Regions from separate parts of the Mus musculus genome. Here all the other regions are linked to region 1. The links are chromatin loops, found by intact Hi-C in ENCODE. Cell type or tissue: heart. All regions are shown on one strand.

The links. Peaks named below come from ENCODE experiments on the same cell type or tissue, not always from the same donor. Only the 100,000 strongest peaks of a DNase experiment are listed, where the experiment ranks them.
Region 2: a loop joins it to region 1, with 8 times the contacts of the local background. A loop is called at or near these places in 14 of 42 quality-filtered maps.
Region 3: a loop joins it to region 1, with 7 times the contacts of the local background. A loop is called at or near these places in 7 of 42 quality-filtered maps.

What each region holds. Positions count from the first base shown.
Region 1 is chr3:115,706,541-115,714,540 of GRCm38, reverse strand. S1pr1 (sphingosine-1-phosphate receptor 1) reads left to right here. Exons shown (of 2, transcript NM_007901.5): 2 at 1,427-4,108. The coding sequence starts at 1,598. The coding sequence ends at 2,746. Among named protein-coding and RNA genes, the nearest start is that of S1pr1, 4.5 kb to the left of the region's middle. In heart, no CTCF peak of the experiment used is centred here; DNase peaks (open chromatin) are centred at 1,550, 2,210, 3,000, 5,310 and 1 weaker place; H3K4me3 peaks cover 4,209 bases; H3K27ac peaks cover 4,091 bases.
Region 2 is chr3:115,789,486-115,797,485 of GRCm38, reverse strand. No RefSeq gene overlaps it. Among named protein-coding and RNA genes, the nearest start is that of S1pr1, 78 kb to the right of the region's middle. In heart, a CTCF peak has its summit at 4,000 (motif pointing right); a DNase peak (open chromatin) is centred at 3,905; H3K4me3 peaks cover 660 bases; H3K27ac peaks cover 1,197 bases.
Region 3 is chr3:115,811,237-115,819,236 of GRCm38, reverse strand. No RefSeq gene overlaps it. Among named protein-coding and RNA genes, the nearest start is that of A930005H10Rik, 73 kb to the left of the region's middle. In heart, no CTCF peak of the experiment used is centred here; DNase peaks (open chromatin) are centred at 3,166, 3,516 and 3,916; H3K27ac peaks cover 3,636 bases.

The DNA of each region.
Region 1 (8,000 bases):
GCACGGAGTTTATGAAGTTAGAAAAAAAAAAAGATTAATTTCCAAATTATAGAAACGACTGGGGGAGGGCATGCTAGAGAAGCTGTGATTCATTAGAACGGAGAAAAGGGAAGACGCTTATTATTATTATTTTTTTTTTTTTGAAATCCTGTAGACAAAATTATCAGGCACCACGCCAATAATTTCCATTGCCTGAGAATGGACTGTAGCGATAAGAGTGGAGAAATGTTGAGTTTCGTAAGCTTTTGTCACAGAAATGACTACAATGTCTCTAGGGTCCCCTCCCCCCTCATTTGTTATAGAGTTGATCAATTACTGTGCAGACTTTAGAGTACTTATTTAGTGCTGTGTGTCCAACTTAAGTAGTGCTGTGTGCCCTTTAGGGATTGCTAGTTCTGTTGAGAGGAGGCAATGTTGGGGGTGTGGGGAGCGGAGGAAGTTAAAAGTGCCCATGCAAACTTAGCAGTATGTGTTTCTGGAAATTAATGTACCTGAAGTTAAAACAAAGTGGCGTGCTTCGTTATCGCTAGCAGGGTGACTTTCGTGTGTGTGTGTGTGCAAGTAAGCGTTGGCTAAAGTTAAAACTTTCTTAAGCAATCAGTTCATGGAGAAACGTCTAGGATTTGCTGCAATCTCTTAGGAGGGGTTCTCCGTGAATACCTTTAAACGTAATAAATGAACTTGTGGGGCGGTTGGGTGAGGCGGAGGAGTAAAGACAGAAGTTTTAAAAAGAAGAATAGGCAGTTGCTTCACGGAGGCGCCAAGCTTTCCTGTTTACTTCAAGGCCTGGCGGCCCACACCACACCTCGCTTTACCCTCTGACCATCGGACCCTCAGCACACCTGCTCCTAGGGAGTTATTAATAGAGCCCAGAAAACGGCTTACTTGTCAAATGACCTCCTACAAAGCTACTTTTTTTTTGGCATGGTAATGAGAAGGTGGGCTGGTCTCTTCGAGGTGTGTGTGTGTGTGTGTGTGTGTGTGTGTGTTGGGGTATGCATGTCTGCCCTGCACCCAGAATGGGCAGTTGGTGCCTTCTGTGAGCAAGCAGTCGATTTTCGCTTGAAGGAATCTCAGGGCTGGACACTGAACGTGGCAATGCCAGTGGAAATGGCGTGGGCTCGAAAACTAGAATGGGTGGCTCTCATTTCCATCTTGGTGGATTTAGTGACCCAAGGGAAGGTTTTGTCTCCTCAGAGTCTGGGTAAATTGTTTTTTCTACCTCTCTTTCTAACTTCATTTCTCTTTTGTTTGTTTATTTTTGTTTTGTTAATAGAAATGACCATTTGAGTTAAAAAAAATCCTCCCTGTGTCCTGTATCCTTAAAACAAATCATCAACAAAGTTGGAGCAATGCCTTGGCTAGAATGAATTATGCTAGTGTGCTGGGCATTTTCCCTGATTCTTTTCTTTGTAACTTGTTTAAGGCTGCTGTTTCTCGGAGGCCTCTCCAGCCAAGGAAAAGCTCCATAAAAGAAAAAAGCATTGGATTGCTCGCTGACCTGGCTTTGCTGTAACTGAAGGCTCACTCAACCTCGCCCTCTAGCGTTTGCCTGGAGAAATACCACCCCAGGCTCCTGGGGACACAATTAGCAGCTATGGTGTCCACTAGCATCCCGGAGGTTAAAGCTCTCCGCAGCTCAGTCTCTGACTATGGGAACTATGATATCATAGTCCGGCATTACAACTACACAGGCAAGTTGAACATCGGGGCGGAGAAGGACCATGGCATTAAACTGACTTCAGTGGTGTTCATTCTCATCTGCTGCTTCATCATCCTAGAGAATATATTTGTCTTGCTAACTATTTGGAAAACCAAGAAGTTCCACCGGCCCATGTACTATTTCATAGGCAACCTAGCCCTCTCGGACCTATTAGCAGGCGTGGCTTACACAGCTAACCTGCTGTTGTCTGGGGCCACCACTTACAAGCTCACACCTGCCCAGTGGTTTCTGCGGGAAGGGAGTATGTTTGTGGCTCTCTCTGCATCAGTCTTCAGCCTCCTTGCCATCGCCATTGAGCGCTACATCACCATGCTGAAGATGAAACTACACAACGGGAGCAACAGCTCGCGCTCCTTTCTGCTGATCAGCGCCTGCTGGGTCATCTCCCTCATCCTGGGGGGCCTGCCCATCATGGGCTGGAACTGCATCAGCTCGCTGTCTAGCTGCTCCACCGTGCTCCCGCTCTACCACAAGCACTATATTCTCTTCTGCACCACCGTCTTCACTCTGCTCCTGCTTTCCATCGTCATCCTCTACTGCAGGATCTACTCCTTGGTCAGGACTCGAAGCCGCCGCCTGACCTTCCGCAAGAACATCTCCAAGGCCAGTCGCAGTTCTGAGAAGTCTCTGGCCTTGCTGAAGACGGTGATCATTGTCCTGAGTGTCTTCATTGCCTGCTGGGCCCCTCTCTTCATCCTACTACTGTTAGATGTGGGCTGCAAGGCGAAGACCTGTGACATCCTGTACAAAGCAGAGTACTTCCTGGTTCTGGCTGTGCTGAACTCAGGTACCAACCCCATCATCTACACTCTGACCAACAAGGAGATGCGCCGGGCCTTCATCCGGATCGTATCTTGTTGCAAATGCCCCAACGGAGACTCTGCTGGCAAATTCAAGAGGCCCATCATCCCAGGCATGGAATTTAGCCGCAGCAAATCAGACAACTCCTCTCACCCCCAGAAGGACGATGGGGACAACCCAGAGACCATTATGTCGTCTGGAAACGTCAATTCTTCTTCCTAAAGCCTGAAGAAGCTGTTGATACTGAGGGAAGCATTCTGACTTGATCACCCACTACCCCAGCATTTCAAAAATGTCTCTCGCTCTCCACTGCTGCAAGGAAGGAGCAACTGGGAGCCTGAGAGAGGGAGGGAAGGGAGAATGTGCGGCCTGGTGATACCATGATGTAGGTAGGTAGTAATTGTGAACAATGCACTGGGAAGGGTGGAGATCAGGTCTGGCCTGCAGTGGGTTTCCTGCCCCCCCCTCCCCCGTACCCTGGAGCTTTGATTTTGCACTGAGCCAAAGGTCTAGCATTGTCAAGCTCCCAGAGGGCTCATCTGGTCCCTCCTCAAAGACTAAGGTCCCAAGAGAAAGTGTTGTGATCTCTCACTGTAATGTCAAAGTGAGTATGTGCCCTTTAGCTTGGTTGGGTGGTGTACATGTCCCCACCCTCCGGTTTCTTCTCACCCTGTCTCCCCTTACCACCCCTTCTTTATATCGTAACTGCCTGACTTTTGTTCATCAGAAGGAGGTTGTGGAGGGGTCTATTTCTTGATTATAGTGAGCAAGCTATTTGCTGGGAAGGCTATTTGCTGAGGCCAAAGTTTCCATGTAAACTGGGTCAAGTTGTTGGGAATTTGGTAGGCCATCTTTAAGATGAAAATGTGTTCCTTTTTTGTCACATGTTCCTTATTCCCATTACAACCACAATGGTTGTGAATGAAGAGTAACAAAGAATAACGAAGTCTACTTTATTTGAATTATACTGGGCAGAATCTTAGATGATACGGGAAAAGCAAAAAACAAACAAACAAACAAACAAACAAACAAAAATCTACAGCATGAGGTGAAATGTGAGAGTTAAGTCGTGCAGACCAAGAGCTGTTTCTTGCTGTCTTTCTCTAACCCCTACAGCACCTTTGGCACTTTTATTGATGATTTCAGAATGTTGTGTGATCCATTTCAACCAACTGGGGGAGAGTTGTATTTTGTTTAAAGAACATTTTCTGATTTTCGAATGTATTTGTTTCTTTGAGGTCATCTTATTGAACTTCTTCCTAACCCGTGTTAACACCACTGAATGTGTAGTTCTTAAGAAAGTGTCATCCTTTTGTACCCCCCACTCCCCAAAAGCATTACTTTAACTGACAGGGAACATCAGGAATTCTTTATTTCGGCTGTCACTAGGTATTGATGATGGTTATAAATGTTACAGAGAATAAAAATATATTAGTCTCTTTAGTCTGGTGTTCAGTGAGTGCAATTAAGCCAAGAAATGTCTTTTTTAAAAAATAGTATTTAATAGGTTCCTGACTTTTGTGGATCATTTTGCACATAGCTTTATCAACTTTTAAACATTAATAAACTGATTTTTTTAAAAGATTCTTTTGTGAAGAAAACTTTTTAAAAAATCATTCACTGAGATTTGGAGTTAAAGGTAAGGCCCAATTTAAAAAAGTTAAGAGAAGTTAAAAGCTTTTACCTTGATGAAGTAAGGTATGAAAAAAAATGTGGTTTGTTTAGAAACCACTCTAGCTTTTTCAGGAAGAGAAACTTCAATAAATTAGCATTAGAGACACGTGGAGAATATGAGAAAAACCATCAACCTTCTAAGACCACAGCAAATAGATACAACTATTTCAATTTTAAAGTGCAGTGAGGCCAAACAAAACCAAGTGCGATAATTCCATCCTAAAATACAGCCTTCTGAAGTTCAGCAATGGAGTCTTAAATCTATTTTAAATTATGACTAAAATGATCAGTTCAAACACCACAGCAAAAGCATACATACTTGGCCTTTTATCAACATACTGGGAAAGAGAAAACATGGCTAATGGGTGATAATGTTAAATTGGTCAGTGCTGTGTAAGTTTTTGGTTTGTGTATTCTTAAGACAAGGTCTCATGTGTTCTAGACTTGCCTCATGCTTGCTCTGAAGAGGAATGTGGGCTGTTGATCCTCCCACTTCCTCCTCCTCCTCCTCCTCCTCCTCCTCCTCCTCTTCTTCTTCTATGTTGGGCCCAGGTTTATGAAAGGCTGGGATTGAACCCAGGTCCTGACACATGCTAGGCTAGCACTTTACCCACTGAGCTCCATCTCCAGCCTCTAAGTTGTCCCATTCTAGGACATTGCCTTAGGATCTTATGAGAACACTATGGAACTATGCGATATCAATTATAACATGTAACAAGTGGAATAGTGGGTGGATGTTCACCCCTCCCACAGCTTTTAAACTTCCTCGGTTCTTGCCCATTTAACTGGTCCTACTAAAATGAAAGCAACTGTGAAACAAAGGCATGTAGCATAAAGTTCTAACAGTTACCTCAGAGTTACCGCCATCTTTGCTGCAGATTAGGTCAGCCTATTGCTACTTTTCAGAGTTTGTGTTTTCAAGTGTCATTGAGTTTACACAGGTCAGGACACAGTTGGGACATGAAGATAAACCTCACCTACTAGAGTAGATGTCATTTCTGGGTAAGGCTAACTGTGGGAAACAGAGTGTGTTCGCTAAGGAAACCTTAGGTCATAACCTCCAGCTTCCTGAAGGAAATGCCAAAAGTGCTCAGAAGACAAAGGGCCGGGAACAAATGCGAATGTCTCTATCCATCTGTCTGCTGGGGCGGAAGGGGTGACTTCATGTTCCACTCACTTCCTCAGGCTTTCGTTAGAGAGCCAGGCATAATGGAAAAGTGTGTCTATTTTGCTTCAGTGGATGATAAAGCTCTGCTTTTGGACTTATCTCCAAGCACAAGGTGACTCATGACATCGGAGCATAGGGTGGCTCATTGGTGACGGGAGGTCAATCTTCTTGCCCACCTCTGAGTACATCATCCTGTGGACGTGCATTCTTCATAGCTCTGCCAGACAGTGGATCTTGTTTGGAGAAAGCGGGGCAGTTGTAGATGTGTGGAAGCCCCAGTTCTAGTCAAGACACAAAGACAAAGATGAAGGGGTCTTTGGTTGCATCCATTGTGTATATCCGATTTTAATTGAGTACACTCTAAGTAGTGAGGATGAGAAAATCACTCAGTGACTGAACACACACACACACAATCTCTACATATGTGCATGGAGACATAGCTCAGTTGGCAGAGAGCTTTTCTTGCATGCAGAAAGCTGTGGGTTCCATCCCCAGTATCATAAACCTGGTGTAGGTATGGCAGCAATCCCAGGAAGGTGAAGCAGGAAGCTTTTCAGTTAAATATTGAGTTTGAAGCCATCCTAGGATATATGAGACCATGTCTGTAAAACAAAACAAAACAAAACAAAACAAACTAACAAAAACCAAGAAGAACCCCTAAAGTAGTCTTAGTCAGGAGAAGTGAGGCATATAAAACTACTTACATATTTGTATAAAAATCGAATTAGTTCCAAATATCAGGAAAGCTACAAAAGGACATTACATACATAGTATTTGATCCCCAACATTAGTAGCATCACAGAACACTCTCCAGGGCTGTCGAGATGTCTTAGGAGGTAAAGGGGCTTGTCACATAAACCCAATTCTGTCCCCAGAGCCCGTTAATAATAGAAATTGGACAAGGGAGTGGTGATTCAAGCTTTTAATACCAGCAAATGAGAGGCTGAGGCAAGAGGATAAAGAACTCAAGACCAGCTTTAGCAAGTGACAAATTGGAGGCCAAACTAGGTTATGAGACTATCTTAAAAAACTAGAGCTGTTACTATGACCAGTTCCTGTAATATTATTGTTAGGAATTTAGAAGCTTTAGTGCAAGTTATGACTTCAATCACCCATGCTTATTAGATAGTATATTCTATTGAGTAATATTGGCACTTCATCTGTAATTTCTAGAATCCCTATTTTTCTCCCCAATGTAAAAAGTCTGCCCTATAAAAGTAATCATTTTAATCAATTTGGAATTATGCCGACTTCTTCTCTGGACATTGCCTGTGTTAATAAACTGTCCAAAGCTGAGTGGTGGTGGCACACACCTGCAATCTCAGCACTCTCAGAGGGCATAGAAAAGTGGATTTCTTTTAAGTTTCAGGCTAGCCTGGTTTCCAGAGTGAGTTCCAGGACATCTGCAGCTACAAAGAAAAACCCTGTCTCAAAAACAAGTAAACAGTCCAAAGCCAACCAAACAAGGAACCTGCCCAACACATATTGTAATACGTCTAGGACTGCACTTTCTTAGGCTTTGGACCCTTTGCACCTATGTTCTTTATATCACCAAGATTGTTCACGTCTAAGCATTTGTTTGGAGATGCTACTCAGAAAGGAAGACTTCCAACAAATGATGGGTATTTCTAGTGAATGCTATAAAATGAGGGCTTGCCCAACTCTCAGTGGTAGCAATCCCATGTTTAATGGGAAAGCAGGCTATAGGACCAGAGTGGCTCATGTTAAGGCATTCTATGTACAGAATTTCTAAAGACCTTCTTAATAGACACTGGCTTTGCTGCTGGGCACATCTATAATCCTAGTATTCAGGAAGCCTAAACAGGAAGATTGCTGGGAGTTCTGGTTCTCATTTAAAACAAAACAAACAACTAAACAAACAAACAAACAAACACTCCCCCAAAGAAAACAAACCAAAACTCATTGGTTCAAAAATTAATTTCTAGCTAGAAACTGTTATAATAAGCATGGCAAGTATTTGTAATGAGCTTTTGTAGTTTGTTTGTAATATTATTGTTTTTATATAACTAATTAGTTACTTTTATTTCTTTGAGACAGGATCTTGTATAGCCAAAGCTGGCATCAAATTTATTTTGAATTTGAGGCATACACCATCACACCTGGCTCTAGAATTCTGTTTTGGGGGCAGGGTGTCGTATAGTCCAGGCTGGCTTCAAACTGCTGGAAGATGAGCATGAACATAGTAGGACTTTGCTTTGACTGATCAAGTTCCAAGATTACAGGTGAGTGCTACCACACCCAGTTGACGCAGTGCTGGATGTAGAACCCAGGACTTCCTGTGTGCTAGACAGACACAGACATGAGCAGAGACACTCTATTAACTGAGCTGTATTCTTTTTTTCTTTTTCTTTTTTTAGATGACTCATTCCATTCTTCTGGTGGTGTTTTCCAAGGCCCCCTAACTAATTTTTATCAAACTAAATTTGATTGCGTTTATTTTTAGAGTTGAGATGTTTGCATTATTTTTCCCTGAATAGTTTCTAAAGACACTGAGGGAGGAATTATAAATGAATCAAAACCAAAAGAAAGCTTCACAGATTTGAAATATCCTTTTCCTGTGAACGTGGTAAGTAGTGTTGGTGGGGCTCGTGTGTGTGTGTGTGTGTGTGTGTG
Region 2 (8,000 bases), 83 kb before region 1:
GCCATGACGGTATGAGCATTAGTAGCTTGTGACTGCACAGGGAACCAGATTCAACAGATCATTTTCATTCTTTACTTATGTAATGTGCAAGTTTGAAGCCAGTGGCTTTTAAAATCTTTCTTTCCCAGGTTCTTAAGGCATCACTTTTATCACACTATTATAATTCCATTCGCAGCTACCAGTGGATCCAACTGATCTGTTCCTGACACTCCCTTCTCAGCTGGCACACAGGCAAAGACCTCAGCCTGACGGCTTCACTATACACTAATCACTCAAAACTTTCTTTCTTGGTCCCTACTTTATCTCCATGTGATAGTTTGTATATACTCAGCCCAGGTTGTGGCACTATTAGAAGTTGTAGCCCTGTTGGAGTAGGTATGTCACTGTGGGTGTGGGCTTTAAGACCCTCATGTTAGCTGTCTGAAAGCCAGTATTCTGCTAGCAGCCTTCAGATAAAGATGTAGAACTTACCTCCTTCTGCACCATGCCTGCCTGGATGTTGCCGTGTTCCTTCCTTGATCATAATGGTCTGAACCTCTGAACCTGTAAGCCAGTCTCATTTAAATGTTGTCCTTATTAGAGTTGCCTTGGTCATAGGGTCTGTTCAAAGCAGTAAAAACCTAACTAAGACACTCCATTTCTAGATTCAGTTGCACATTGACCAGACCTGTCCATGATGTGCAAAGTACTTTATCACAGTTATTTTTCCCTCTAGCTGCCCTCCTTGCCCCTTCTTTTCTCTAGCTTGGTGGTTGGCTCCATTGTCTACCAACTGCTTGTGCCAGAAATATGGAAAGGATCTTCTGCTATTCCAGATAACCAATCTAGTTGTATGGAAAAGTCCCGCCCCCTTCACCCTTCTTCCATTCATCTCTTTACCTGCATCTTGGGGTGGTCAGAAGATGATTCTGTCACTACGTACCCAAAGAAGATGGTATCGTAATAAAACCAAGATGTAGAATTATTCAAACATTGACAGGGATTCAAAATGTTTTGTTAGACTGGAAGGACAGATGCTTAAATACATTAAAATTAAGTGTAGCTATATCATTTTATGTCTACTAGTTGGCTGTTAAAAAGAGGTAAAACAAGCCTGGTGTGGTGGTGACACATGTCTTTAATCCCAGCACTTGGGAGGCAGAGGCAGATGGGATCTCTGAGATTGAGGCCAGCTTATTCTATAGAGTGAGTTCCAAGATAGTCAGGGATACACAGAGAAAACCTGTCTCAAAAACAAAACAAAACAAAACAACAAACAACAATTGAAAAAAACAAAACCAAAACAAAATAATAAGAGAAAATAAGACAAGGTATGGAGATAAGCTGGAAACCATTGTCCATTGCTTCTTGAAATATAAATTATTGCAACAGCCTTGGTTGCAATGTGGTGGCATAAAATGGGGCTACTCACACACTGACTACAGGACATGGGAGAAACCAATCCCAAGCTGACTGTTGGCAGGTGCTATGCAGGCTGCTGGGGAGAAGAGACAGCAGTGGTCTCACCAACCCTGGAGCCTGCAGCTACCGTAGCATCCTTGCAGTCACCATGCCTGCTGTCACAATAGTGGCATGGCTGCTATTGGGTAACTACATTTTTTAAAAAAAATTGGGTTTAAGACCTCTTCCACAGGAGAGAATGCCAGGCTTATATGCTCTAATCTTGATCAAAAGTTCATGGCTGGGAGGTCCTAGGCTATGGTTATTTTGTTAAATGGTCACATTGTCAAATTGCCTGATAAACATTTGTTTATACCTATAGACCTGGGCTTTTCTCAGCCTTGGTCAAAGACTACTAATTTTGAAGTGGGCAGCAGCAGCCAATATGTAGAGAACAAGAAACTGAGTTCTTGTGCCTTAAATGGGACAACTTTATCAAATGTGGGCTCCCTAAGGCTCCAGGAACATCTCAGAAGAGGGTGTTAAAAGTGGAAGAGCTGAAGGATGGGGAGACATGATATAAAGTGTTGTCTTCGGGACACCGAAGTTGTAATTCATGATGTTGTAATCATGAATTCATTGCAGCTCTGGTTCTCTGTACAAGATCAAGATAGCCAACACACTGGCGCAGAGGGGGCAGGTGCTCTCCAGACCCCCACTCCTCACGGAGGAACTGTTGAAAGCTACCAAGATGACTATTGAAAGCTGCCCAAGAGAAGATGATTCCTTGGAGAGTGTTCTTATTGGTACATTTCCCATGTTCTACTGGATGTCCACATACCCATGCACACAGGGGCACACTAACTGGGCTCAGTGTATTAGAAAAAAGAAGAAGAAAGGAAGAGGAAAAGACATAAAGGTAAGGAGGGGGACATATTGCAGGGACACTTGGAGAAAAGAGAAATGTGGAGATGACATAATCATACTTTATTGTGACTATATATGAAATTATCAAAACAGAAAAATTATAATAAAATAGATTTAAAAAATAGATATCAGGTGCTGCTGCCATGGATGTGTTATGGATCTGTGACAGTTTGACTGTGAACTCTCCCCTACAGGATCATGGGTATGAGCAGTTGGTCCCCAGCTGGTGACATTGCTTTGGAGGGTTATAAGACCTCAGTGGCACCAGACACATCTGTTGGAAGTATCTCACTGAGTGTATGACTTTGAGGGTTATAGTTTGACCCTCCACTTAGCCACCTCTCTACTTTCTGATCTGCTAGATGTGAGAAGCCCCAACTATAGGAGCAAATCACCATATATCCCCTGACACCGTCTCTGCCTTAATGGACCTCTTACCAGTGCCAACAATGAAACAAATAGGGTTGGATTTTCCTCATTAAAAAAAAAATAAATGCAGAATTGCCATGTAATCTTGCAATTCCACCTTTAGGTCAATACTTAAGACTTTTAAAGTGGGTGTTAGAATTCATGGTAACATCAATCAGCACAGCCAAAAGGAGGAAGAAAGCAAATATGTACCAGCAGAGGAATGTGCCAACAAAACGTGGTATCATATGTGGCAGGATGTCATTCAGCTTGAACAAGGAATGAAATTCTGTCATGTTCTGTGGTGTGGATGAACCTCGAGTACAGACAAAGCATGATAAAGTTACCCTAAGTGCTGTGACTGGACACTAAGGGACAAATAGAGCTGGTGCTGCTTACATAAGATACTTAGAACCTTCAGATCCATTCAGATCAGAAAGGAAAAGGTAGCTGCTGGGAGCGGGAGGAGGGGCTAGCAGCTCATCATTGTCTCTTGAGTGGCATTCCAACATAAAATTGTTAAAAGAAAAATTTCTGGAGAATATAGTGGTGGTGTTTGCACAGCAGTGTGAAAGCACTTAGCAACACTCAACTTTACACTTAAAATAATGAAGATAGTAACTATATGGCATGTATTATTATTGTTGTGTTGTTGTTGTTGTTGCTGTTGTAAAAGTGTTCATATTATTTGGAGTGCCAGAAGAAATGTCTTAAATGATTGGAGAGAGTGTGACCAGACTGAAGACCGAAGAGATAGCATGGGTTGGTTCTAAAAAGCAGAGGGGGACTATCTCTGACACTCCCCAGTGGAAAGCCACAGGGGAAGTCTCTATCCCTCCAGCACATCTGGCTTCTAGTGACGGCAAACATGAATGGAGAGTCCTCCACATGTGCATCTCCTCAGACTCTCAGCAGGAGGTGTGCATTGCCTGTCTTGAACAAGCCCTCGTCTGCCTGTGTTAAGGAAGAGTGTGCTGGGTAACAGGTCACAACCACACACAAGCAACAGAGAAAGAACGTTGAAAAGGCAAAGCAATCCAGACTCCAAAAGTCGAGCACGTGAGAGAAAAAGTACTCTGGATTAGAACAAAGCTTTCGGGGGCTCTAGCAGGGAAATGTGTGATCGGTGGTAGGAGCCAAAATAAACAGAGCAGGCCAGCTCAAAACTGCTTATCTGTGTGGTTTCCAGAGTGTCAATAGACATAGAGAGTTGGCTGACGATGACACCAAAAGCCATTAAAGGCATGGAAGTCAAAACAAAAGTCAGGGACTGTGAGCCTCTGCCAGGCTTCCTCTACAGAGTCTCCGTTTTGAAGAAGTGGGCAGGAGGTGGCAGTCACGTTCCCCCACAACACACATATGAGCGCAGGCACATCCACATCCACATCCACACACACACACACACACACACACACACACACACACACACACACACACAGATTTTTTTTGAGCCCTAGGAAATATAATTTAAATTGACAATGAATACTACCCATGAAGGAGATGACTTCCTTCTTTTAATATATATTTTATTTAGTGAATAATTGTATACCCAGTTAAAATGGAAACTTCTTTCTAAACTGGCTTGCATTTGGGGGTGGGGAAAGGGTCGTAAATATGTATTCTTTGAGATTTTTTTCCTTCTTATTAAATCCAGGCAGCTTTAGCTCTGTGAATGCCACTAGGCTACGGTGGTAGATGGATCTGTATGGCAAGTTATATCAGCCTGTGGGCATGAGTGTGCCTCAGGAATTAGAAGTTCTCATAGCAGCCATGTTATGGGGTAATTTAGGGTAGGGGGTGAGGACAGAGAGCAAGAAGTAAATTCCATACACTGATCATTCATGCAGTTCACTGGATACAGATGCAAGATACTGGATGTTCACATCTGTTGAGTCCTTTCTCCAATATCTCAGTGCCAGTACATAGCAGAGCATAGGCTGCTGATAACAGAGCGTAGGCTGCCATCAGGCTAAAGTCCATGGTGTCACCCCCCCTCCCCCCGTGTCACCTCCGGGTTAGGTTACATTAGTTAAAAGGGCAAGGTTCTGCATTCTCTGTCCCTGTATCTGAACTTCTCCCATTATGCTCTAGAGCAAAGACTCCTCCCCCTCCTCCCCCTCCTCCCCCTCCTCCTCCTTCTGCTCCTCGCCCCTCTCCTGGGAACCAAGACCCGTGACTGCTACAATTAGTAATAAGACTTCACCACTATATCGCCGTTACCAAGCATGATAATTGATTAAATTCAATTGTTGATGACTAGAACTCACCTAAAACTTCTGTAAGCCTTATTTCATTTAATATTTTCAGTGGTGTTGAAAGTATATGCTGTGTTGTTAGGTAGTAGTGGTGCACTCCTTTAATTCAGTAATTGGGAGGCAGAGGCAGGTGCATCTCAGGAGTTCTAGACCAGCCAGTTTTATAGAGTGAGTTCCAGGACAGTCAGGGCTATACAGAGAAACCCTGTCTGGGAAACAAAACAAGGAGGAGGAGGAGGAGGAGGAGGAGGAGGAGGAGGAGGAGGAGGAGGAGGAAGAAGAAGAAGAAGAAGAAGAAGAAGAAGAAGAAGAAGAAGAAGAAGAAGAAGAAGAAGAAGAAGAAGAAGAAGAAGAAGAAAAGACAGAAACTTCCTCTTAAATTAATTATTTTGGCTACAGTGAGCCCAAATTTGAATTCTCTACTTAACTGAGCAGTGGTGACATACACCTTTAATCCCAGAACCAGGAAAGCAGAAGCAGATCTATTTCTCTGAATTTGGGGCCAGCTTGGTCCACAGAGCAAGTTCCAGGACAGCCAGGGCTACACAGAGAAACCCTGTCTCAAAAACCAAAAAAATAAAAAAACCAACAAACAAACAAACAAACAAACAAACAAAAACCAGAAAAAAGTTCCAAAGAATCAAGTTTCTTTCCTGGCTTTGAAGCCCCATTTTGAACCCCTGTTTAGTGACTGGTTCCTTAGCCCCATGTTCTGTTCCTGGGATAGTATTTTGCCTCCAGCTGTTGATTGGTTGCTGCTAGGATGCTTCATGGCTTCCTCTGGAACAAGATACTCTTCCAACTGATGGTCAATTTTCTCCATCAGTGCCTGGTTCAACCTGCTCCACTGTTGACTTCAGGTCAAAGAGTTGAGCACTTTCTTCCCCCATCTTGCTCAACAGGCACCCAGGCACCTCTTACCCTTCCGTGATAGCTATATTTGAAATGCTAGTAAACTGTGAACTCAAAAATCTCATCTACCATACAGTCTGCAATATTAATGTTATGGAATAGTCATGGATTAAAACAAATAGCCTCACTCTAGAAGAACCTATGAGATAGAAAATATTCTGTAACAGAGAGCTCAAACCTGGCCTAGGATTCCACTGGCCTTGTCTATCCTGCCTTCTAGATCATCAGCTACTCTGTGGACACTTCTGTTTTATGCCTTCTGTGCACCACATGGTCTGTTTCCTGGTACCAACTAAGTGGTTTTTTTGGAGGATACTGTCTACCCAGGAAGTCACCTACATAGTCTCTGGCTACTTATACCACTTATGGGTCCAGTTGAAACACCTCATCAGGGGGTGTACGATTTAGCATTTTCATTAATCTGCTCTTATGTCTGGAAACACAGGAGAATGGACTGCTGGTGGGGTTAACTTGAGTTAATAAAAGCCAAGGACAGCAAGTGCAAACCAGCAGTTTCTTTCTTCTGTTTCTTCTTCTCATCTTCTCTCACGCTCACTCGCAGACACGCCCTTCCAGTGTGGTTCCAGTGAATAGTGCAACACAGCAAATGTCATGGTCTCTCTCCGGTTTACTTGGAAGCAACAGCTGAGCTGGCATGGCAACCTTAGGCTACCTTCTTCACTGAATACCCTCTCTCTCCCTCAGTCCCACTGCTCCGAGATGACACCTTGTTTGCGCAACTAAATTGTTTCATCTGGGCCGCAGACCCTGCTTCCTAGGGAACTCGGGCTAACATAAGTGTGAACAGAGTTATCTGACCTATTCTTTCATAGAGCTCGTTAGTAGAGTTTGATATTGAATCTGCTTTCAGAGGTACTGTCGAAAGGGAAGATATTAGGGCGGAGGAGATAATCCAGTGAGGAAAGGGCTTGCTGTTCAAGCATGAAGACCCAAGTGCGAGCCCCAAGCCTAGGGGTAGAAATGAAAAGAAACAACTCAAGTGCAGCAAGTGCATTGGTGCATGCTTGGAAACATACACAGCACAGGAGAGGCAGGAGCAATAGGTACGCTGGGCTCACAGGACAGCCTAGCCTACTCAGGGAGTTCTAATCACGTAAGCGATCCTGCCTCAGCACGGTGAACAGCACCCAAGTTACAACAGTGCTGTTCTTTGGCCTCTGCATGCACGTACACTCATGTACACACAAACACAACCATAAAAAAAAGGGAAGAAATGAACTCAACTGGACCTTGAATAATTCTGAGAATTGTTTCTATTAATTTTCCCCTTGCTGAACAGCTTGTGGTCCTGGGAGGTTTGCATGCATTATGACTTTTCTGATTTGGCTTGGACTTGAGAGAAATTAACCCAGGACGACCTTGAACCCCAAGCCTCCCTTCTTCAGCCTCTTGAGTCCTAAAATCATAGGTTTGCACCTGCATGCCCAGCTACTCATTGTGTAGTTTTACAGGCAAGCAACTCAAAGGATAACATAGTTTAATAGTAATCTAAAGTTATACGACCTGGGCACCAGGAGGTGAATCCAATCTTTCTAAAGCCTTGGCTCTTAGCTACTAGTTTTCAAATAATTTTATGAAAAATAAATTCAGTGAGGGCAGACTATCAAGGAAAATGGGCTCCTGAGTGAAAATTTCACTGAGTGAGCCAAAGCGTGAAAGCAGAAACATCAGTTGTAAGAGAAGGTATGGATTACGGTTCTTTTTTATTACCTTAAATTATTTATTATTATATGTGTGCCTGTGTGTGTGTCTGTCTGTCTGTCTGTCTGTCTGTCTCTCTATCTCTTTATCTCCCTATGTCTCTTTTTCTGTCTCTGTCTCTCTGCCTCTGTCTCTGTGTCTCTGTCTCTGTGTGTATGTGTGTCTGTCTCTCTCTGTCTCTCTATCTCTTTATCTCCCTATGTCTCTCTCTCTGTCTCTCTGCCTCTGTCTCTGTGTCTCTGTCTCTGTGTGTATGTGTGTCTGTCTCTCTGTGTCTCTCTATCTCTTTATCTCCCTATGTCTCTCTCTCTGTCTCTCTGCCTCTGTCTCTGTGTCTCTGCCTCTCTGTGTGTATGTGTCTGTCTCTCTCTGTCTCTCTATCTCTTTATCTCCCTA
Region 3 (8,000 bases), 100 kb before region 1:
TGAAATCCAAGGGACCAAGGCCAAGGGAGCAGCTCACATTCTTTGAAGACGTAGAGATGATGTTTCACACCAGTAGGTTAGAACACGTTTCCACTAACCACCCTGCTCTGTGCCTGGTTTTCATGTATGTAAATTTCATTCTGGACCTACTGATTTTGCCTTATCAGTTTTGTTCTGCTAAAACAAAATGTCAGATGCTAGACGACTTCTAAGGGGCTTTATTTGCCAGGACTCTGGTAGCAAAGGGTCTAAATAGCACAGCTCCGATGCCCTCAAGAGGACCCCTGGCTCTGTGGTAACACGGAAGGGAAGTGAGAGGGAAGCGACTGCCTGTGAAGAAGAAGTAATCCTTTCCCGTGAGACCTGACCTACCCCCCCATGAGACAGCATTAATTCACGTGGGAAGTATAGTTCTCTAGGATATAATTACCTTTCTCTCGGCTCCACCTCCTAACTCCTGAGAGACCCAAGTCTGCAGCACCTGCACTCCTGGAAGCTCAGGCTTCATTTAACCGCAGAGGGATCAGTTCAATGTGTCCAAAAGTAAACTCGTCTTCTTTCTATGTCTGGCACGTTTTCTGTTCCCCTAGTATCGGTGAATACATCATTTTCAGTCTAACTGTCCTGTCCAAAGCCTCGGGACTTGTGCCAGCTGCCCTGTAGCTCAGTGTCTGCATGCAGACCCTCGCAGATCTTCCTCCATTTTGCTGTTCTCTCTACTGCCCTTTACCGAAGTCTTGGTTCAAATTCATGCCATCTGTATTACTCGTTGGTTTTCTGGTTTCGCTTAGCTGTACTTGGTTCCTTAAGTTATGTTTAGGCTGCTGGAGATAATCCATACCATGCATCTCACCACTGCTTGCCAGCTTCCTTCCTGAACTACCCGAGTTCTGAATATATTCTGCTTTCCAACTAATCCATAGTGTGTGTGTGCGCGCGCGTGCGCGTGTGTGCGTTCATTTAGGATAAAACACTGGGTTTTACACATGCTGGCCAAGTATTCTACACCGAGGTACATTGGTAGCCTTGACGTTTTAAATATAATTTTTAAGCTGGCTAATACTTCTACCTCATTGTTCATTAAACTTCTACTTCTAGTCTGTTTTACTGAATTCCTAAAGTATGCACCACACTTGTGCGTGTGCGCACACACACACACACACACACACACACAGTCTCATCCTCAGTTGTGTTTTCTCCACTTAGCCCACCCTTTTTTCAGCACAGACAGTGGAATCTTTTTGTTTAAATGGGTGAAGCATGTGGCAGTGGGTGGCACACACGGGTGGAGATGAGACTGTAGGAAACTCCAGACGCCAAGCTGGAGAAAGAATACCTGCCTTTGTTGCGCCTTTTAGACATGCTGTCTCTGGGGCAGAGAAAGATCAGGTAAGCAACCCTGGTCACAGTAAAAATTCTAGACCCTCTTTCTTTCTGGTTTGCCTTTGTGCTTGCTACTTACTGCACTGATCTGGGAGACAAGCTCTGCCTGTTCCCATTGCTAAACCAAGGTGCATCTCAAAGATCCTATGTCTCATGGATTTGGGGTCATTCTGTGGTAAACCTCCATGTTCCTCTCTACAGTTTACCCTGTCTTTCTGCTACTCCAGTGAGCACACCCCAAATCAGCCTTTGGCCTTGGCACCACCCTCATTATTACCTCTCAAGGCCTAGAGTCAAGGCAAGACATTTGGCAGTGACCAAATGACTATTTTCCAAAAGGAAGAAAACACAGAAGCAGGTAGGTCTTTGAGTTTTCAAGGCCAGTCTGGTCTACATAGCAAGTGCCAGACCAGACAAGGTGACAAAGTAAGACTCTGTTCCAAAAAGACAAAACAAAAAAAGAGAGTGGAGGGAAGCGGTGTGAGAGAGTCTGGAGTACAATCACAGTGATTTCTGAAAAAGCGCTTTGTTTTAAATCACTTGGAGCCTTGTGTCCACACATCAATGTGCAATTCATATACAGCCATTCCTTCTCTCATAAACTTTAGTCCGCTAGCCAATCATTTTGCTAATCTCTAGAACAAAAGATTTTCTAAGAAAGATCTTGTCTGTGTTTTTCACAACACTCGTAATGTGAGAAAAAGAAATCGTCCCATTAAAGACAACTGCAGTAAGATAAGTGTGCCAGTGGAAACACACATAAGCACAGGGATGTCTGGAGAAATTTACAGTCTTAGAAGTGACATCTAATGCCCAAAAAATCTTACCGAGGGCTCTCCACAACCTTCTCTATCTTATGCTTCCCAAACCTTTTTCTTTATCTCATTACATGTTCAGTATCTCATCCATATACTTATCAAATATACTCGGCAGTGTTGGCTTACAGACCCTTCCACTAGACTACTCCCAACAGCGACCTAGCAACAGCTTGAGTCATCATCACCTCTACCATTACTACCTGCTCTGCTGAAAGAAAGCATATAAAGGATTGTGCTTGCTACACTAACCTCCCTCCCTCTCTCTCTCTCTCTCTCTCTCTCTCTCTCTCTCTCTCTCTCTCTCATACACACACACACATATCTCTTTCTCCTTTCTCCCCTCCCACATGTTCCCAGCTGGCCACTCCTTATCTGACTCCCCTCCCCTTTCTCTGCCTCTACCCCTTCTCCAGGTCCCTGTTCTCTTCCCTTCCCCCACAATAAACTTCCTTTATACTAGGTCTGTCACATGGCATGATTCTCAGGGGGACACCTTGGCATGGGCCCACCAGGTACCATCTTACTTCATCGCTGCCGCATTATATTTCATAACAGACAGGAAATTTGGGCAGTTATTACTAGCAGAAGACTTTAAAGAAATCATTTGAGACAGTGTTTCAGTATGTAGCCTGGAGTAGCCTCTAACTCACTTGTTTCTGCCTCTCCAGTGCTGGGTTAAAGGCATGAGCCACCCTGATAAGCCAAAAGACATTGTCATACAGTTTAGTAGACAACAAGAGAGCCATGACAGCAACTTATTCTGGTATACAAAACAGTGAGTAAGGTTGATTTATATTAAGTATACCACCTTCTACCATCACCACATACAGTCCCAAATGACAATTTAAATCGAGTCAAAATCATGTCCTCTTAGATGTGGAAAGCATTTCAGCTTTCCTTGTCCCCGCATCTCCTCCTCTGCACTTGCTGGGCTCTTCCTGCTTTAGGCTGAGGTCACTTAAACATGTGTTTCCTACTCACGTGGGAAGGTTGCCAGTCTCTGACTGACGGTGAGGAAGGAAACAAAGGATGAAAGTTTATCTTGTATTATTCACGTAGTAATAACTAAACAGACGTTGAAAAACCACAGCTTTATTTTGTACATGTTTGGAGGACTTGTAGAGAGACAGTTTAGCTCCTATAGTGAAGAGATGTGTGCACAAACCACCACGGTGCTCTCTCCTAGTGTGCTGGCACACACCTTCGGGCGGGGTTGTGTTACTGCTAACGGATTTAGTTGTGGTTTACTGCCACTTTGAACTATCAAGGTTGTTTGATCCAGCATTAGAAGATTGCATTTTATAAGACCCAAGGCAACACCCACTACAGCTGTTGGCCCCGTAATGTGCGTCACACCTCAGACAGCCTGCCCAGCCACTGCTTTCCGGTTCCTGTTATTGTCTCAAAATGCCAAAGTTTGGAATTAAAAATCACTCCCAAAAGCCCTTGACTATGATTCTGTGAGCAAGTGTAAAAAAGTGCACACAAGTATGTAAGTTACAATCAAACTTAAAAGTCTAGATATGCAGTGTTAGTTTCTCTTAAAAAGAAATGTAAAAGTATTTGACAAAGCAGCAGTCACACTCTCTCCGCTCAGAGTTCTCAGCTTTTATCAGTGTGCTGGCTCTCCAGCTTTAGATTACAGTGTGCTCCAGTGTCCTCTGCCTGAAGCACTTCTTGGCGTCCTCATTTCAGAGTCTGACCTTGCACTCAAGAAACTGCTTAGTCAAAGCTTGCCCGCCTCTCAACAGTGTTAGGACACATCCTGGTCATTTGTGAGTTCTGAAGTCTTCAACACCAATGGGCTTTTAGCTGCCAGCACACAGGTCCCTCTCTCGGCTTCCTGATGGAAATGAAATGTTCTTTGTGATCTGAGCAGTGCTCAGGTCCCTGGTTTGGCCTCCATGTGTTCTCTGTCTACTCTCACATGACAATCATTTATTTTTTTAGCTTAAAAAAGAAAATAAAACTCTTAGAAACACAAAATGCCAAATGCCCATGTAACACTATGAGGACTACAGTGGACTATTGTGTAGAAGATTAGCTGCCTCCTCATCGCATACATGTTCGTGTCTGTGCATGTGTGCGTGAGTGTGTGCGCACGCGTGTGTGTGTGTGTGTGTGTGTGTGTGTGTGTGTGTATACATATGTGCATTTCATGTTAAATCCAATACCATATTCTGCTCTACCCTCTTCTCTACATTCTATAGATTTCCTGCTTCTTAGACTTATGTCATTTAAATATGCACGTACATGCATATTTTGTTACAAAAAGTAGGTAATCAGAGACAAACAGATGGCTCAGCTTGTTAGAGCCATCACAGGGCCTGGCATAGGATCTGGGTTCAATTCCCCTAACTCCAAGGAATCTGATGCCTTCTTCTGACTTCCTCGGGCACTATGCGGTACACATACATACATACATACATACATACATACATACATGCAGGCAAAACAGTCATACACATAAAAATAAATACATCTAAGAAATTGGACTATATTTATATAATCCATTATTGGAAATATATTAAATGTTCAATAACTTGCATTTTTCCTTAGTGGAGAGGAGATCGTGGGAATCTTTCCTGGTTAGTGGACTAGCTACCTAGTCTTTTAAAAGACTTCATAGTGGAAGGATGGGCTTACAAGATGCCACTCCTACTCGAGAAGACCCAACTCTTACCTGAGAATCTATACGCAGTTAATTATTAATGGGGGAGGGAGAAACATTTTCTTCAGTGGTGTAGCCATTGGTAAGGTGTCCCTTGCTAAAGTGGATGGCAATTCAGCTACCCTAGTACTACTGTTCTTACAATGTAGATCGTTATCTTTACTGCAGGGGCCTCTGTCAGCCGATATAGCCCTGGGAACCTGAGCTGGGACAAGAGCTGCAGCCTGGCCTGCTTCTTGATCCTATTGGATCCATTGGATCCATTGGCCATCAGAGCCTTAGAAACCTGGCAATGTTGGCATGACCATTCTTTCCAAGTTCAAGGTAGGCAACAAAAACAAGTCAGTCATATTGGTAGTTGACACCCTTTTGTCATCTTGGACGTTAAGAGGTCCTGGAGCTTTGGCGCTGCACTTGTAGCCTGGAATGTGTTTGCTTGGGTCTTCTTCAAGTAATTTCCACGCTTGTTGGCAAAAGCGTTGTTAATCAAAATAAACCCTTCCTCCCTAGTTTGCCTTTGTTGGGGGTATTTTATAACACCATGAGAAATATGACTAAGGCAGTCTGTCCCTCTGCTTTCAGCCCCTGGTCACCTCTCCAGCATCCTTTCTCACTGCGTCCTAGGTCCCATCAAAATGTTAATATATGCACACGTAAGCATGAAGTTTTTTGAGACCTCCAGACACCTAAAAATATCAGTTTACCTATGTGAGATGGTGTTTTGTGCTTTGATTTGAAAAATTATTATCATTTATTTTTCAGTGTTATGAAACTATCAGTTTCTTAATGAGGATTTTACCCAGTTTGCTTCTCTAGATAAGAGATATTTTTCTTTACTACTTGCAAATTTTGTATGGACACTCAGTACACACATGTTTGTCATTATTATTATTATTATTATTAGTAGTAGTAGTAGTAGTAAGCATAGGTTTACTAAGAAAGATTGTGAAAAGAATGCCCAAGAATGGGATTGGCACCAAGGAAGGAATACAACATACATTATGTTATTTGCCTATATTATTACCTATGCTTTAAGCACTACATCCAGTTCTTTGGTAAAATGGACCATATATCAGTTTGTTTTTATATATTCACCACTCACACCTATGGGCCCAAAATAAATACTCAGTACATTTTTATGATATCAATTTGACTTGATTTTCTCCCTCACAGTGTACCTTTCCCTGTTCATAGGAAGCAGTTACCGTTTCTTTACAATGCTACTTCCTCAGTTATATTGGGATTTTTTTTTCTTTCTATTTTTTCCTCCTCCTCTGTCTCCACTTCCTCCTCCTCCTCTTCCTTTTCTTTTTTCTCCTACCCTCACCCTTTCTCATTTTGTTTTTGAGACTGTATCTTACTTTGTAATTCCAGCTGACCTGGATATTACTATGTAGGCCGAACTGCACTGTAAACCTAGAGATCTATCTGCCTCAGCCTCCCAAGTGCTGGGATTAAGGGTGTATACCACCATGTACCACCATGCACCTCCATGCACCACTATGCATCTCCATGCACCACCATGCACCTCCATGCATCTCCATGCACCACCATGCACCTCCATGCATCACCATGCACCTCCATGACCTCCATGTACCTCCATGCACCTCCATGTACCTCCATGCACCATCATGCACCTCCATGCACCATACCTCTTAGCACACTGATGACCTAACTTCTTTTTAAGCATGCATTCAGCAGAATCTGCTAAACACGTGAACTTTGGGCACTAAAATTTTTCCTGGTGTTATTACCTCCACAGTCATCTTTGATATGTGATCATTTTGCATTTTTGCTGGTAACTCTATAGCTTTTTATTTTATTTTATTTTATTTTATTGCAGTAGAAAAACATCATGTAGCTTGATGGTCAAGACTCTACACTCTTAACCTTCAGCTCTGTTTTGCTTACTTCCTCTACAACTTCCTGCTTTTGATCTCTTCCCAGACTCTTCTCTATGATGTCTTCCAGGATCTTTCTAGAGAGAATTAGCATTTGATTCTGTCATTGTTGTTACAGCATTAGTGTGTATCTTGCTTTGTGTTACAATGATACATTTAGCTCCATTATTAGATTGAGAAAAAGAATAAGATCTAGAAAACAATATTTTTTTATTTCACAAAGTAAACATTAATGAAACAATAATGGGCTTTGAATCTGAGGCTTATTTTTTTTATTCCATTTGAAACTCTTCTACTCTTTCATTATCTACTTTTCTATGGTATGTCTGCCTATAAGGTTTACAGAATCATATACCATGGAATTAATATTGCTTTATTTATAAATCACATGGACATTTTATAAGTTAACTTGATACCATGTTTTATTGATTCTTTTAGAAGTTATTTCATTGCCTAGAGCTGCAGAGAAATTACTGGGGAATAAACCTTCATTAATAAAGAGAATTTATTACATGTTGGTATCTCAAATTCAATGCAGTTTTACGATAAAATATTTGTATTTCACTTGCCGAATGAATTAATTCTGTTTACTCTTTTGATTAAAAGATCAAAGATTTTTTGTAATCATGTCTTCACACATTTTTCATGTAATCTGTTCATCCCAGTGCAAGTGATAACGAAGCCACCCCTTATATAAATATTCAGAAGCTGATGTTAGTAATGGGACTTGGATTAGTTCCTAAGGAGGAATGGCGAGGGTGAACAAGCCTTCTTCTCCCATGCATGCAGAAGAGGATAATTTTCTCTCTCTCTTTTTCTTTTTCCAGTTAAAAGCCTTTTACTGATGCAAAAGTAATTTTGTGTTGCTTTTAAGTCTTTATTTGATGCACGCGCCTGGGGGACAAGTGACTGATGGAGTTGTCGGGAAACTGAAATGCGGACATGGACAGCCATGGATGAAGGACGTGGTGGGAATGAGTTCCCCATCAGTGTTATCATTAGTAATCTTCATACGAACATGCAATTATGAAAGAAAATATTCTTCCAAAATAAATATTTTTCTGGGGCTCTTATCTCTGAGGTAGAATGTTTGCCCAGTGTGCAAGGCTCTGGGCTCAATTCCCACTAGCCATATATGCATTCCCAAATAAAGGTCAGACATTAATGAGGTAATGGAGGTGGTGCACCCCCTATACTCAGCACCCAGGAGCCTAGGGCAAGAAGATC